Regions from separate parts of the Homo sapiens genome. Here region 2 is linked to region 1. Evidence: chromatin contacts called from ENCODE Hi-C or POLR2A ChIA-PET data. All regions are on one chromosome and are shown on one strand. Each heading gives the region's core, a stretch centred on a gene start or an enhancer-like site at or near the end of the contact. The rest is flanking DNA. Distances are from core to core; before and after follow the strand shown.

Region 1 (6,828 bases), core at 2,125-4,624:
CAGCCACTGAGAAGCACAGACTTCTCTGACTCCTTTGAGCAGTGAGGTGCCTTCGCTGCTCTCTACCTCAGCAGAGAGAGGGGGCCTCAAGTCTGTCCCCAGCTCCAGCACACACTGTGTATCCCCAGCACCCAGCCTCCATGGTTCAGCCCACAGTGAACACTCAATAAACAGCTGCAGAATGAATGAAGGCATCTACCCCATCCTTCCTGCTCTGCCCAACAATAAGGTTTCCAAGGATAACTCGAAAGGGATATTCCCCTTTTCACCTGCTAAGCCATCTGAGGAAGTACAGAATCTACTGGACACTCAAGAGGAGAGGCACTCTAGGTAGATTAAATTTCATTCACAGGTATTTATGGAGTGCCCACAAGACTGCACACATAGGTCTAGGTAGCACGTGGGTCTACACAAGTGGGTCTAGGGAAATACAACTGAGTCATAGAGATGGTAAGTTGGTGGCATATCCCTGGCAGGGATCAATAATTGATCACAGCCTCTTTCCTGCAGGGCCAGAGGTGGCCTAAGAATTCTGTCTCAGCAAAGTCCTCCAGGAAGCTCCTGCATTGACCAGAATTGGCACTCAGGATGAAACCTATTTGCCAACCTGGTAGTTGGTACATGCACAGGATGGGCTCCTCCTGTACTAAGTTCAGCAAACTAGGCATAAGCAAAAACCTCCTGGAGCTCTGGAAACTACAACTGGGGGTAAAACAGACACCTGGAAGGGTGAAGGGCCCTTTCCTTCCTGCCTCGCTGACGTGGGCCACCTGGTGCACTGGTGTTGAGAGCAGGATGCTTTGCAGCTCAGGAAACCCAGAAACCCTAATTGTCCCCACAGAACCACAACACACACTGAGGCCCCAGCACAGGGTCTCCTTCATGCCACGATTAGCTTCCTCTGAGGCCAGCTTCAATCCTCTTCACATCAGGACCTTGAGACCCTTCTCCAAGTCCCTGTCATGCAAGACTGCAGGCTGGTGTACCTCCCCCTCCCTCTGCATCCCACACCCCCTCAAACACACACACAGCAGGCCCCTCCTTGGTGCCCATCCCTTCCCATCCTCACTCAACAAATGGCCTCCTTTCATTGACCTGGTTGGGTAGCCTTGTGCCCTTCCTGGAACCTGCTGGATGTGAAATTGTTTAGAAACTCCACACCAAGCTACTCTAGGGACTTATTTTCAGCCATTCCTCTCACCAATACAGCTCAGCTTCCCTCCATGAACATGAAGCCTCCAGCAGTTTTCAATCCCTAGGGTGTGTATTTCAGATTTCAAGGGCAATGTGAACAGCCAGCAGCCCAAGGGACATTTGCCAAGAGCATCTATCCATGGCATCTTGTATTAACCAGCAGAAAGCCAGAAGCACCGTGCAAGGAGGAGACAGGCCACGCACTGGCTTCATTTGTGCTGTGCTGCCACTAATGTCCCCCAAATGCTCTCTATTATCCTTGTAATCATCCCCAAACATGCACAAAGCCACATGGTCAATGCAGCCCACTGGCATACGCTTTCGTCCTGGCAGCCATGATGTCCTGTTGGGGAAATAGGTTACCACATAAAGCACCAAACACCATCCAGCAGCACCTGTGCCCTGAGCCCAATCAGCAGCACGGACACTCCTAAGATGACACAAGTTCTGGGAAATATATTGAAAAATAAAAATGGATTGATGTCTTTTTCATCTTTGTAGCCCAATGCCTGGCACATGGTATGAGCTCAAAAATGTGTATAAAATGAGTGAATAATTTTGTGAAAAAAATTTTTTAAAAATTAAAAAATAAAAATAATTAGTATTTGAATCAAACATCAGTTTAACTTTCTCATGTAGTTGGTATTTCTTATATTTTCTTTAACAAAGTAAAATTGAGTTTTTTTGGGCCAAAAGAACAAGGAACTAATTAGGTAAGATTTTTTCGTTTAAAAAAAAACAGTTAAGCTATTTTGTTTTAAATAAATATTACATTACGAACATTGAGTTTTAAGCGTTGCCTTAAAGATAACATTCTATCTATTAGACTCTGTGATCTGGGGTGTTTTTTTTTTTTTTTTCTAATGATCTGAGAGACTCGGCTCAGAGGTAAATCCAAAGAAACAAATGGAAATTTTGCATGGTTTTGTCTACTTCTGTGACAATTCACCGACTCACACAAAACATCAGCTATACCTTCCCCATCTCCCAGTATGGAGACTGAGCCATTTGGATCACAGAACAGGATCAACAGCCTGATCCATCTGCCAGTGGGAAAAGCGGATGTTCCTGTTGTCTAAAAGAATCAGACCCTCCCAAAAGGGTCAATACAGCAGTGCACATATTCTCTAAAAATGGCATGTAAAAGCCTGTCACCTGATGTTTCTTTCCCTGCATTGATTACACTGTACCTTGTCTCTGCCCTCACTTGGATTCCCAGTCAGGGGAATCAGCTTACCCATTGCTTCTTCTGGGAAGTCTTCCCCAGCCCCCAACTAAGTCGTGTCCTTCTTTACACTCTTTGCTATTAGTCATCACATTGGCAGCCCCAGCAGTAACTGAGCTATAAGCTCTGCAAAGACTTGCCTGTCTGTCTCACCAAGGCTCAACACGATGCCTGTCACATGGCGGGTGTTCCAAACTAGTCTATGAATGAATAAAGGAAGGAAGGAACATTCCCTGAGAACTAGGCAGTCTCTTCCAGATTTTTAGGCACTAGGGTCTCAATGGTCAGACACCTTTAGGCTCTTTTCAAACACATGCCTTCCCAAACAGACTTGTCTTCTGTCCCATAAAGAGCAGAATCAAATAAAAATCTGCTCGAATGGATTTTCAGCATTCGAAAATTTCAGCATTTCAAATCCCCAGCATTCTTCTAGAACATCGGAATGGGCAAACAACAGCTCATGAACTAAAGCTGTACTGAACCATGCTCACGCATTCACGAATTGTCTATGGCTGAACTAAACACACTGCAAGGGCAGAGCTGAGTGGTCGCAACAGAGATGGTCTGGACCCCAGAGCCTGCAAGATTTACTGTCTTCCGCTTTTCAAAAACTGTGCAGAGCCTGGCTGTAGAACTTCAAAGCAGTTGAGGGTCAGAAGAGAATTCAGGAACAAACAGAAGTGTAAACACAGTAGCACTTGGGTGTGAGGGGGCCCCCAGATGCAGACTGCCCAAAGAGGGTGAAGGTTCGAGCTGGGACAGCGGGGGTGAGACTGTCAGAAGAGGTAGTCTGTAGTTGGAGCCCCAGGAAGGAGCTTCCGAAACCGCCACATGTGGTGAGGAGTGTGTGGGTTTGACACAAGATAGACCCGGGCTGAATCTGCCTTCATGGTTTGCTGGCTGTGTGATCTTGGGCAGGTTTTGTTGTCACCCCGGGCTTTGGCTTCTTCAACTCTACAAGACGCCGCCTACATCACAAGGTTTCTGTGAGCTTTTGATGAAATCAGCAACAGAATCAAGTGCGTCTCTGAGAGCTGACGCAGCACAGTGCTTCAGAGCCTGGGCTCTCAAGGTTCCAGCTGAGGTCCAGCTTCAAATTCTGCCTCTAGCTCTTGGGGCCTCTGGGTCCTGAGAAGTGCCCAGCCCCTGTGTGCCCATTGCCTCATCTCGCACGTGAGGAGGGTAACCATTCCCAGCCAAGAGCTACTATAAGTATTAAATTCCAAAAGCAGGAAAAGTGCCCTGCACAGCACTTGGCACCCAGGGGGTTCCCTTTGCTCTTACTACTGAATTGTCCAGCATGCCCCAACCCATGGCAGGCGCTCAGTAACTCTGATTTCCTTCCATCCTTCCTTTTCTATGTGGTCAGAAGAGTGGTGTGACAGAGAGGCCCGGTGCTGGGAATCCACGTTTGCCCTGCTGCCAACTTGCTGTGTGGCTTTGCGCAGCTCACACAAATGTTGTAGATCACTAAAATGTTGCTTATAAAATGAAGGGGTTAGTCTAGATTCAGTGTTCCAAAACCCTGAAGGAACAAACTCTGATGTGATGAGAATCTCTCAGGAACCTGGTAAAACATCCAGCTTCTTGAGAAGATTTTTAGAGATTCCCTTAGAATTCTGGAGACCTGGAATGGGCTGAGGTTAGAATTTGTCTTTTAAATGGGTACTTTGGGCGATTCTTGACATTAAGGTGGTCAAGAGCTCAATGAGCTCGAAGGTCCTTTAGAGCTGTAAAGTCCTGAATGCTCTGGTCCCACAATCCACATCAAGTGTGTGTGTGTGTGCGTGTGTGTGTGCACGCGTGTGCGCGTGTGTGTATATGTTTTGAGAGGGAGAGAAGTTGTGTCTCCGGACTGATTTAACTGTCAACTGGGCACTCGATTTCAAAAAGATTTGAGGCTGTTAGCTTGACGTTGCATGATCATCTCACGTCCTGGCAGCCAATCTGCAGGGGTGAGCTGTTTGTCGCTTTCTCCTGACTCATGTTTGCTTATCTCCAGAAAACTCTGCACCTTCCAAACGGGCACTGCCCCAGGGCCTGCAGCTGGAGTGTCCCAGGCAGCCATTCTCGTAGGCAGCGCTTTCACAATTTTCTAGAAAATTCACCATTTTCCCAGCCCCACTCAGCATGGGTAGGGGCTCCACCAGGCCATGTGTGAGGGAGTCAGCAGCCAGAATGTGGAGCCCAGAGGCGGGAGGGGGCAGGGGCACACACCAGAGGCAAGAGGCTGAGCTGGTAGGGGTGGTAAGAGCACTTGTCTTTGGAATCAGAAGCCTACTCCCTGAGTCCCAGATCTGCCAATTACAAATTGCATGCCTTGGGCAAATTACTTTACATGTCCAAGTCTCAGTTTCATCATCTATAAATTATCTGTGCAGAAGGCACTTCTGAGAGTTCAATGAGATCATGGCCAGCCTGTATAGTAAATAGTGAAACTGACCCAGCTCACAAGTGGTTACCATCTCCATACAGCATTGTTTCCCAGTTCTCTTGAAAGCTACACCTGCGTACCACCAAGTTTCTAGACTAAACCCAGTTTTTTTCAGACACATAGACTGTGGAAATGCAAATACTGTAACATCCGGAGAGCACTGTAAGTTACCCTCCCTTCCTGCCTGTTTTCAGCCTTATCAGTAAAATCACTGAATCCCCTAGGCCTCAGTGCCCAGCCTCAGGGTTTGTTGAGAGAGGGAAGACCCAGAGGGCAAGGGTAAAGATTGACCCAGAGACTCAGAGGGTAACAGAGCTGTCCTGGGCTCAGGGAGCTGCAGGTGGGCTCTGCAGGGCATTGACCGTGTGCTTGTGCACCTCTGGGTGTGTGTGTGCTTTCCTTTGTATGTAATTAGTTGTAAATGCACATATTGGTATGTGTGTGTAGCAGGTGTCCACACTGTCTGGGTGTATGTGACCCTACAGAGTATTTTTTCTCCAGAAGTCTCCTCCCTAGCTCATCGAATTGAAGCCCACACACTAAAAACGGGAGGCTGTGGTTTTGATTCTGGCTGTCCCCTAGTCCCTGCCTATCAGGCTACACGTGGGGACTGCAGGCCCCGTGGGTGGCTGAGGAAATGAGTGGGTGAGTGGGCCTCGTTGTGGGTACTCCGCTGCCTCTGCCAAGCTCCCTAGCCTCCTCCCCCTCCCCCTTCAATTCAACAAGGCTCTCACTTGCATTATTCCGTGAAGCCTTATGAGAAACCTGTACAGACACTAGCATTAAAGAGCCAAAGATTGCCAGAGCCGAAAGAGATCTTAGAGATACATAGTCCTACTTCCTACTACAGAGGAGGAAACTCTAAAGCACAGAGAGGTGAAGTGACTTGCCCAAGGTCACACAGCCAGTTGCTGGTATTCTCCTTTATTCATGGACGAGCATTTGTTTGCATTCCTGCTATGCATCTGGAACTGTGCCAGGTGCTGGAGAAGATGCCAGGAAGCCTAACTCAGGTCAGGAGCCAGAGGAATTATTTAGGAAATGACATTTAAGCCATCACTTCCCAGAAGGGTGACTGACAACAACTAAGTCGGAAGAAAGGCCCACGCAGGGGAAACTCTGCAGGGAAGGGCTCCGAGGTTTGAAAGAGCTTCACATGTTCAAGGAGGACAGGAGCGAGGGTGTGAGGATGGGGAGATAAGTAGAGGCCAACTCGTGCAGGGAATGTGAATGTTATCCCACACACTGAGGGAACATGTAAGCTGGGGAGGGCAATAGTTTTAAAAGACCATTTTTCAAGAAGACACTGGCGGGAGCAGGAGCAGAAGTAGAGATGAGCTCTGTGCTGTTCCTCCTGTGCTGTCACAGGCAGGCACAACCTCACTACACCTCACAACAGCCCTAGGAGGGGTGCTGTGTGCCCTCTTCTTCCAAGAGGCCAGGGCCTGCCTAGATGCCGCTCAGCTGGCAACCTGTGGAGCCAGCACTCCAATTTCACACTTTTGCCTGCTAAGCCTTAGTCCCTTTTCTTTAAATTGTCTCCCATTTACTCTTCAGCCCCCTGGGATAGGGCTTTGTCTCCTCTGCTCCCTGCACCTGACTCTACAAAGTCACAGTGATGTGCGGCATCCATTCGCCTGTCTGTACAGGACTTGATGCTGCCAACCGCTCCTCCCCTGGCTCCTAGGACATTGCATTGTCCTGGTTCTCCACCCGCCTCTCTGTCCACTCCTCAGCCTTCTCCGGTTTTTCCACCTTTGCTAATTCTTCCTGGATAGATGCTCCTCAAGGAATCTGTCCTGGCTGACTCTTGCTTGCTTGGGTGCTTTACACCACAGAGGAGGCTCCAGTTACCATCTCCTCACTGTGATTCCCAGTTGTCCATCCCTAGCCGGCCTCCTGGTCTGGAGCTCTGAAACTATACTGGTAATTATCTGCATCCTCTTCTGGAAATCAGCATGACCAAAGACCCCAG
Region 2 (6,828 bases), core at 2,604-5,103, 40 kb before region 1:
GCTTGTATTTGAACATGATTGGTTAAACACTTGCCTTTAACTCTGATTTGACTTTACTGTGAGAGTTTAGCACTTCCCAAAGAGTTATCCGTGTCCAGTGAAAAAAGAAGATTGAAGATATAAGAGAGAAAGGCAAAGAAAGAGGAAGCCAGACGTAACAATTATTAACTTCTCATATTACCCCTATTTTCAGAAGCCTTCTGAGTGGATATGCAGGAAACTTATAGATATCATGAATATAGAGATATCCCAGTCACTAATTTCTGAGATTTCTAAGACTCTCCAAGGTATTTTCAAACTTTGAATAAATTTGCAAATTAAAAAGTTATCTGACAGTTAAAATTTTATATATCAACCAGAGGCACACACTAGGGCCTTGATAACATTGTTGTGGTCTTCTAGCTGATAGGCCAAAGAAAGAGGCTGACAAATCCAGTTTCTTAGAAAGAAACATTTAGTAAGGATGTAATGAACAGAAGCCATGTCTGTGTCTTGTTTGGCCACAAGACAAGATGGTGGATCCCCCTACCATTACCCACCAGACCCAGGGATTATATACCACAGGGGAGGGGCACACTTGCCTCAGAGGGAATGAGTAGGGACTTGCCCTAAGGGCAGGCTTTAAGGTGTTTTCTCTTTTAGAAAAGAAACTCTTTTAAGTGTTTCTCTTTTAGAAAAAGAAAGAAAGAAAAGATGTGTAGATGTTCTTACACAAAGAACAATAGATAAACTGGAGCTCTAAAAGGCATTCCTGGAACTGGGGTTAATCAGAAGTCAACCTGGCAGGTTAGCATCCAAGATGGAGCTGCTTTAGTCTCCACAGAGGATCATTAATCCTAATTCTCTGCCAACGCTTTTATCTTCAGAGAAAGAGAATGTGCTGTAACCATATCTTTTATATATCTAATTATAAACTATTCCTTAGAAAAGAGAGGGCTTTTTAGCTTATTGTAAAACTTCCCATTCCGTGTGTTAATTAAGAAAACAGCTAGCCAGAATATCTTTAAGTAATTTTTCTCTCCTTCAAGCTTCTAGACAAAAACAAACCTCTGTGTTATCTTGGGTTCCTCTTGCTCCCTTACCTCCCACACCCAGGAGGCTGCCAAGTGCTGTCAGTCCTGCCCTTGCAACATCTCTTCTGTCGTCCCCACCCCTCTCTCCTGCTGCTGCTTCGGAGTTAGCTTCCTTGCTGGCCTTCTGGTTTCCTGTCTGTCCTCCTCCACTCTGTTGTCCCCATTACTGGTAGATTCATCTTTGTCCAGCGCCTGGGACACAGTCATGGCTTAGAAATGCTCATCAACTCTGAAGCTCTGATTTTTCCAACATCTTATTCAGAATTCTGCAGGCATCCCTCAACCCCATACATGAAGTCTGAACTCTCTAGCCTGCCACTCCAGGCCCTCCCTCATCTGACATCAGCCTACCTGTCCTTGTCACCTACCTGCTCTCATCAGGGAGCTTACATTCTGGACATGCTAAGAAGGACCTGCTTCTAGTGCTCTCCTGCTCCTCATCCTTTGCTCATGGTGTTTTCTCTACTTGCAATGCCTTGTCCCCCAAATACTACCTATTCTGCAAGACTCAAATCCAGTGCCACCTCCTTCTTGAAGCTGTTCCCAATCCCACACAGCCAGGTACATCCTCTCCTTCCTCTGCACTCACTTAGCACTCTCTGTCTCTCATGTGGAACTATTTAAGTACATGTCATTTTGCGTAGTTTGAGAGCAGCATTTGTGTGCATTTGTGTCTTCAGTGCAATGCCACACGTAAAGTGTACAACAGGGTTCCTGGTACACAGTAGGTATTCAATAAAGGTGGGAGCCTCCCCCTTCTGGTAGACGTTTTGAAAGATGAACCACTAAAATCTCATGGCAGCAACAGCAGAACTCCTTTTCTTGAGAAACCCAGGGGGTTCACATTGTGTCTGTCTGCTTATTTTAAGGAAGGTGACATGATGTAGCAGAACACAGCAGACCTGAGTCTGAGTCTGGGCTCTGCCATATAATTCCTTAGAGATTTCAGAACATTTGCCTAACTTCTTTACATTTTTCATCATTAGGGTAGCTTTCTTATTACTATATTAGAACTGTAGAAATTAGGCTTATGAAGCAAGGAGATCCCCTAAAGAGAAAGACTCAGATAAGACCTTTGTTCTTTCACATAATGACAAGGTGATGGACAGACAGATGAGGACAGACAGGAGACTCTATTCTCCCAAGCCATCCATGGCCCCAGCTTCTTTTTGTTCATTGCTCTGCCATTGCCCAGATAAACTAAAGCTTACTCATCAGCTCCACAACCATATCTCTTTCTAGATCCCAGGAAGGCAAGCAAAGAGAAAATAGCTCCTTTTATAAGGACTTCACCCCTAAAGTTGCACAGTCACTTTTGTTCAAATCCTATTGACTAGAATGATATGACCACACTTAGCTACAAGGGAGGCTGAGAAAGGCTTAGCAATCCCAGGCCTCTGATTCTTCAGTCATCCTATTCAGCAATAACTGGGAAGCCACATATACTACCAAAACTCAGAGTAGGAAGGTTCTGTTACCAAAATAAAGCTAAGAATGAATATGGGGGAACAAATACCAGTCTTTGCCATGCCTACCTCACAAAGTTGTTGCAAAGATTAAATGCTAAGATTGGAAAAGCACCCAACATTATGTGCAGCAAAGTAAATACTCATTCCTTCTAATGGAGATCAGCCTTCTCCACTTGCCTAGCAGCTTTCCACATAGCAAGCTCTCACTATGTTTTTAATGAATGAATGCTTACATAAATGAGCTCATTTTAAAGGCTCACCATTGCCAAATAGATAAAACCATTTGTAATTTGCTTATAATTGTTGTTGTATGAAAGCTTGCTGCCAAAGTAGTTTACTGTTTAAGTGGATAGGAATCTCTCTTTCTACATCATCAATTTGCTAAACAAATGGAATTATGCTGAATACTCCTAAGCCTCAAAAATTCCCAAATGAGCCGGACTAACATTATTAGATATCTACTGGCTTAGTATGTGATTGCTAAGCTACATTTTATGTGGATCTCTGCCATTTCTCCAAAGAGCAGATAGCACATTAAGTGATCCATGCCAGCCCCTCACATTCTTTGGTTTGAGCATTTATGCTTAGACTGTCTCCAGGGACACCAGGATGGAGAAGTGGATGGGCAGGCCAGTGGGGGTTCTGCTCTCCTGGAAGCCCCAGGAGAAACTGAGAGCATTAGGGGAGCCCTGCAGCTGGAGGTCTCTGCAGCCTGTGACTCCTGGGAATAAAGGACATGGGGGAAGGCTGTTCCAGATTGAGAGTGGGTGGCTCAGCTGTCAGGGATACCTGGGATTTTTCTCCCCCATGTTAAGCACTTAGCAGCCTCAAAATCCATTTCTGTTTAGTTTAGGCCTGTTGCTAGGGCTCTAGTGCTGTAGCCTGTTGCCTTAGTCAGTGGAGTCTCAGACTACTTTGCCGGAAAGTTCTTCAGCAGTGACTCAGCAAAGGACTTACAATGTCCAGAAATTGTCATTTAAAGCAATTCCCAGAGCTCTGGGAAACAGAGCAAACTGACGTAAACAGAAAAGCAACTTTTGGATGGCTAGAGAGAAGCAGCTACTGCTTCACTAGATGCAGGGTCCAGAGAAAGCCCTGGAAATGACCAGCAAAGGGTGCAAACCCGCCTTCACCCCCTTCCCAAACAAACTCTGTGAGAACCCAGGGCAGCCCCGCTGGAGGGAGGAATCAGGGTGGTTGTGACCGCCACCAATCAGCCAATCAGCACCAACGCTCTAACAACCCAGATTCCCCAGTTCTGGTCTGGCAGCTTCCCCTGTCTCTCTTCCTCCCTCAGCATCATCTCACTGGAAACAACTTCCCACTCCCTCCTCTTCGATTCCGTCAGAGTTGCTGTGTTAACCTCTTCTCTACCTTCTCGAAACCTCAGGATTTATATACTAAGATATTTCCTGAAATTGGATTGTGCTAACCAAATCTCTCATAATCTGCTCTTGGCTAGCTAATTGGACTCCTAGTTTAGTATCAAGATTTCTGGCAAGAAAATGCATTTTTAATTATGTATGTGTATGTGTGTAATCATATGGGTGTATATATAGATATATGTGTGTATATATAACTGTATGCGTGTGAATATAAATGTGTATATATGCACATATATATATATATATATATATATAATATAATAATATTTTGGGATGCCTCCTATGTCTCAGGCATTGTTCCATGTACAAGAATACAGCAGTGAGTAAAACAGGCTAAGAACCTTCCTCCATGAAGATTAGGGCAGACTCACAATAAATAAATATTACATAGTATGTGGGTATCTGTACACATACTATGTGCACACACACGCACACACGTACACACACAGTGGCTGGCACATAGCAAGTTTTCAATAATTAGATGTCCATTAAAAATAATGAGAGCAGCCAGGTGTGTTGGCTTATGCCTGTAATCCCAGCATTTTTGGAGGCAGAGATGGGAAGATCGCTTGAGCCCAGGAGTTTGAGTTGAGACTAGCCTTGGCAACGTAGTGAGACCCTGTCTCTATAAAAAAAAAAAAAAATTAATTAGCTGAGCATGATGGCTCATGCCTGTGATTCCAGCTACTAGGAAGGCTGAGGTGGGGGGATTGCTTGAGCCCAGGAGTTCAAGGCTGCAGTGAACTATGATCGTGCCACTGCACTCCGCTGGCCTAGGTGACAGAGCGGGACTCTGTCTCAAATAAAAATAAAATAATGTGAACTAATATATATTGAGTATTTATTATGTGCCAAGTGCTTTTTAAATTCTTAATAACCCTATAAAATAGAAGCTAGTATTATCTCCATTTACAGATGGAAAACTGAGGCCGAGAGAGATCATACAGCTAGGAGGTAGGAATGTGCGATCTGAGCCCAGACACTGTCTTTAGACCCTTCCTTCCTTATTCTTCCTCTTGAAAATGGGCTGTCTTTATAAAAAGGCAAGCTGTAAACTGCTCTATGTCTGCCGGTGCTATTCTAAGAAGAGCAAGTCTCTTAGAATAGAGGCTTTTCTTAGAAGAAAAAAAGTCTGGGGCAAAGAGAAACTTTAAGCTGGGTTAGCAACACAGCTCTGGAACTATTTTGACTATGTTGCCTGCAACATAATTTTTCTCTCCAGTTCTGCTTTTATCTGACAGCAGGAAAGAGGCAAAAAAAAAAAAAAAAAAAAAAAAAAGACAGCCTTTCCTCAGGTAAATCATAAACATATAGTTTTAAGTGTTTCTCGTTTAGAAAAAGAAAGAAAGAAAAGACAAGGCTAAGTGATCTCAATATATTTTTCCACATGGAGCACCTGAGAGAGAACATAATTCTTGTTGATTCTCAAAAGAGTGAAAGGAAAAGGTGGGGAAAGGAATCAGAAAAAATACCTTCAGGAGGGTTCTGATTACTGGTCAAGCCCTGCCTCAAGCCTTTGAGACCCACTGGGCTAAATAAAAGTTTCTTATAAAGGATTTCAGGAATCAAGACGTTAAAGAGCTCCAAAGGGCCTTAAATGAAAGGGTTAAGCCTAAAAATGATTCACTGTGAGTTATTTTTATAATCACTATATTTTAGTTGGTATTTGCTGAGTACCTACTCTGTACAAAGGAGCTTGCTAGATCTCTTATAGACATTATCTAATTTAGAGTTAGAAATGTGTTATCTGCATGAGCTTGAAAGAAAACCAGAAATTGGCTGGGCGTGGTGGCTCATGCCTGTAATCCCTACACTTTGGGAGGACGAGGCAGGCTGATCACTTGAGGCCAGGAGTTTGAGACTATCCTGGCCAACATGATGAAACCCTGTCTCTACTAAAAATACAAAAATTAGCTGGGCGTGGTGGCACAATAGTCCCAGCTACTTGGGAGCCTGAGGCAAGAAAATTGCTGGAACCCAGGAGGTGGAGGTTGCAGTGAGCCGATTGCATTGCACCACTGCACCACTCCAGCCTGGGCAACAGAGCAATACTCTGAGAAAGGAAAGGAAAGGAAAGGGAAAAGGGAAGGGAAAAGGAAGAAAGAAAAGAGAGACAGAAAAAGAAGAAAGAAAGAAAGAAAAGAAAGAAAGAAAGAGAGAAAGAGAAAGAAAGAAAGGAAAGAAAGAAAGAAAGAAAGAAAGAAAGAAAGAAAGAAAGAAAGAAAGGAAGAAAGAAAGGAAGGAAGGAAGAAAGGAAGGAAGAAAGAAAGGAAGGAAGGAAGGAAGAAAGAAAGGAAGAAAAACGAAAGGAAGGAAGGAAGAAAAAAGGAAGGAAGGAAGGGGACAGAAAGAGAGAAGGGAAGGAAGGAAGGAAGGGAAGGAAACCAGAAATTGGTTTTTATTAATGGTGTTTATTAATGGTGAATAAAAAACAGAACAAATTCTACCTGTGTAATGATTTAAATCTTGTTCTAAATGGAATATCAATTTTACACAGTCATTGCTATGTCAAGTTAACATTTTTTAAATTAAAAAGGTGTGAATAGAAAAACTTAATTCTCCCATTTATGTCTATGACAAACCCCTCTGTATGGCTTATCATATTGTCCTCAGCAAAGTACATTAATTACCTGTTTAGTGTATGAGGGGATAACAGCTTGGTACTGGAGATACAAAAACTGTAAGAATATGCTAATATGATAAAGAGAGTCTAAAACTCACCTGTGAAAATAAACATGTACAAATGGAGAATCAAGAGGCCAGGGAATAAAAACTGCCCTAAGTGATACTAAAATATATTGAGAATCTCAAAAAAAATAAATGTAAGACATGGATTCTCTCCCTGGGGATCCTGTAGTGTGGTTTGGGAGATGGAACTTCTATGTAGGAATGTACAGGGCA

Evidence for each region. A loop is a pair of places that touch in the nucleus more often than their neighbours do. ChIA-PET counts read pairs that join two places held with the same protein, here RNA polymerase II (POLR2A). Pooled maps may share reads with other maps.
Region 2: POLR2A ChIA-PET joins it to region 1 with 21 read pairs in activated naive CD4-positive, alpha-beta T cell. The contact joins two enhancer-like sites. A Hi-C loop is called at or near these places in 1 of 168 maps with a recorded cell type or tissue (heart left ventricle), 1 of 37 single-sample maps with no recorded cell type and 2 of 50 pooled maps. POLR2A ChIA-PET finds 5 or more read pairs at or near these places in 7 of 52 experiments (AG04450, OCI-LY7, PC-9 and 4 more).

The regions. Positions count from the first base shown.
Region 1 is chr1:117,652,882-117,659,709 of GRCh38, reverse strand. No RefSeq gene overlaps it. Among named protein-coding and RNA genes, the nearest start is that of TENT5C, 50 kb to the right of the region's middle. RefSeq lists enhancers at 2,890-3,029, 3,390-3,499, 3,650-3,719, 4,538-4,697. Within about 2 kb of position 3,374, at least 13 of the 41 ENCODE cell types and tissues checked have a DNase peak (open chromatin) inside an H3K27ac peak, as active enhancers do.
Region 2 is chr1:117,692,941-117,699,768 of GRCh38, reverse strand. It overlaps the pseudogene LOC100192389. Among named protein-coding and RNA genes, the nearest start is that of TENT5C, 90 kb to the right of the region's middle. RefSeq lists an enhancer at 409-988 and a silencer at 1,037-1,212. Within about 2 kb of position 3,853, at least 10 of the 41 ENCODE cell types and tissues checked have a DNase peak (open chromatin) inside an H3K27ac peak, as active enhancers do.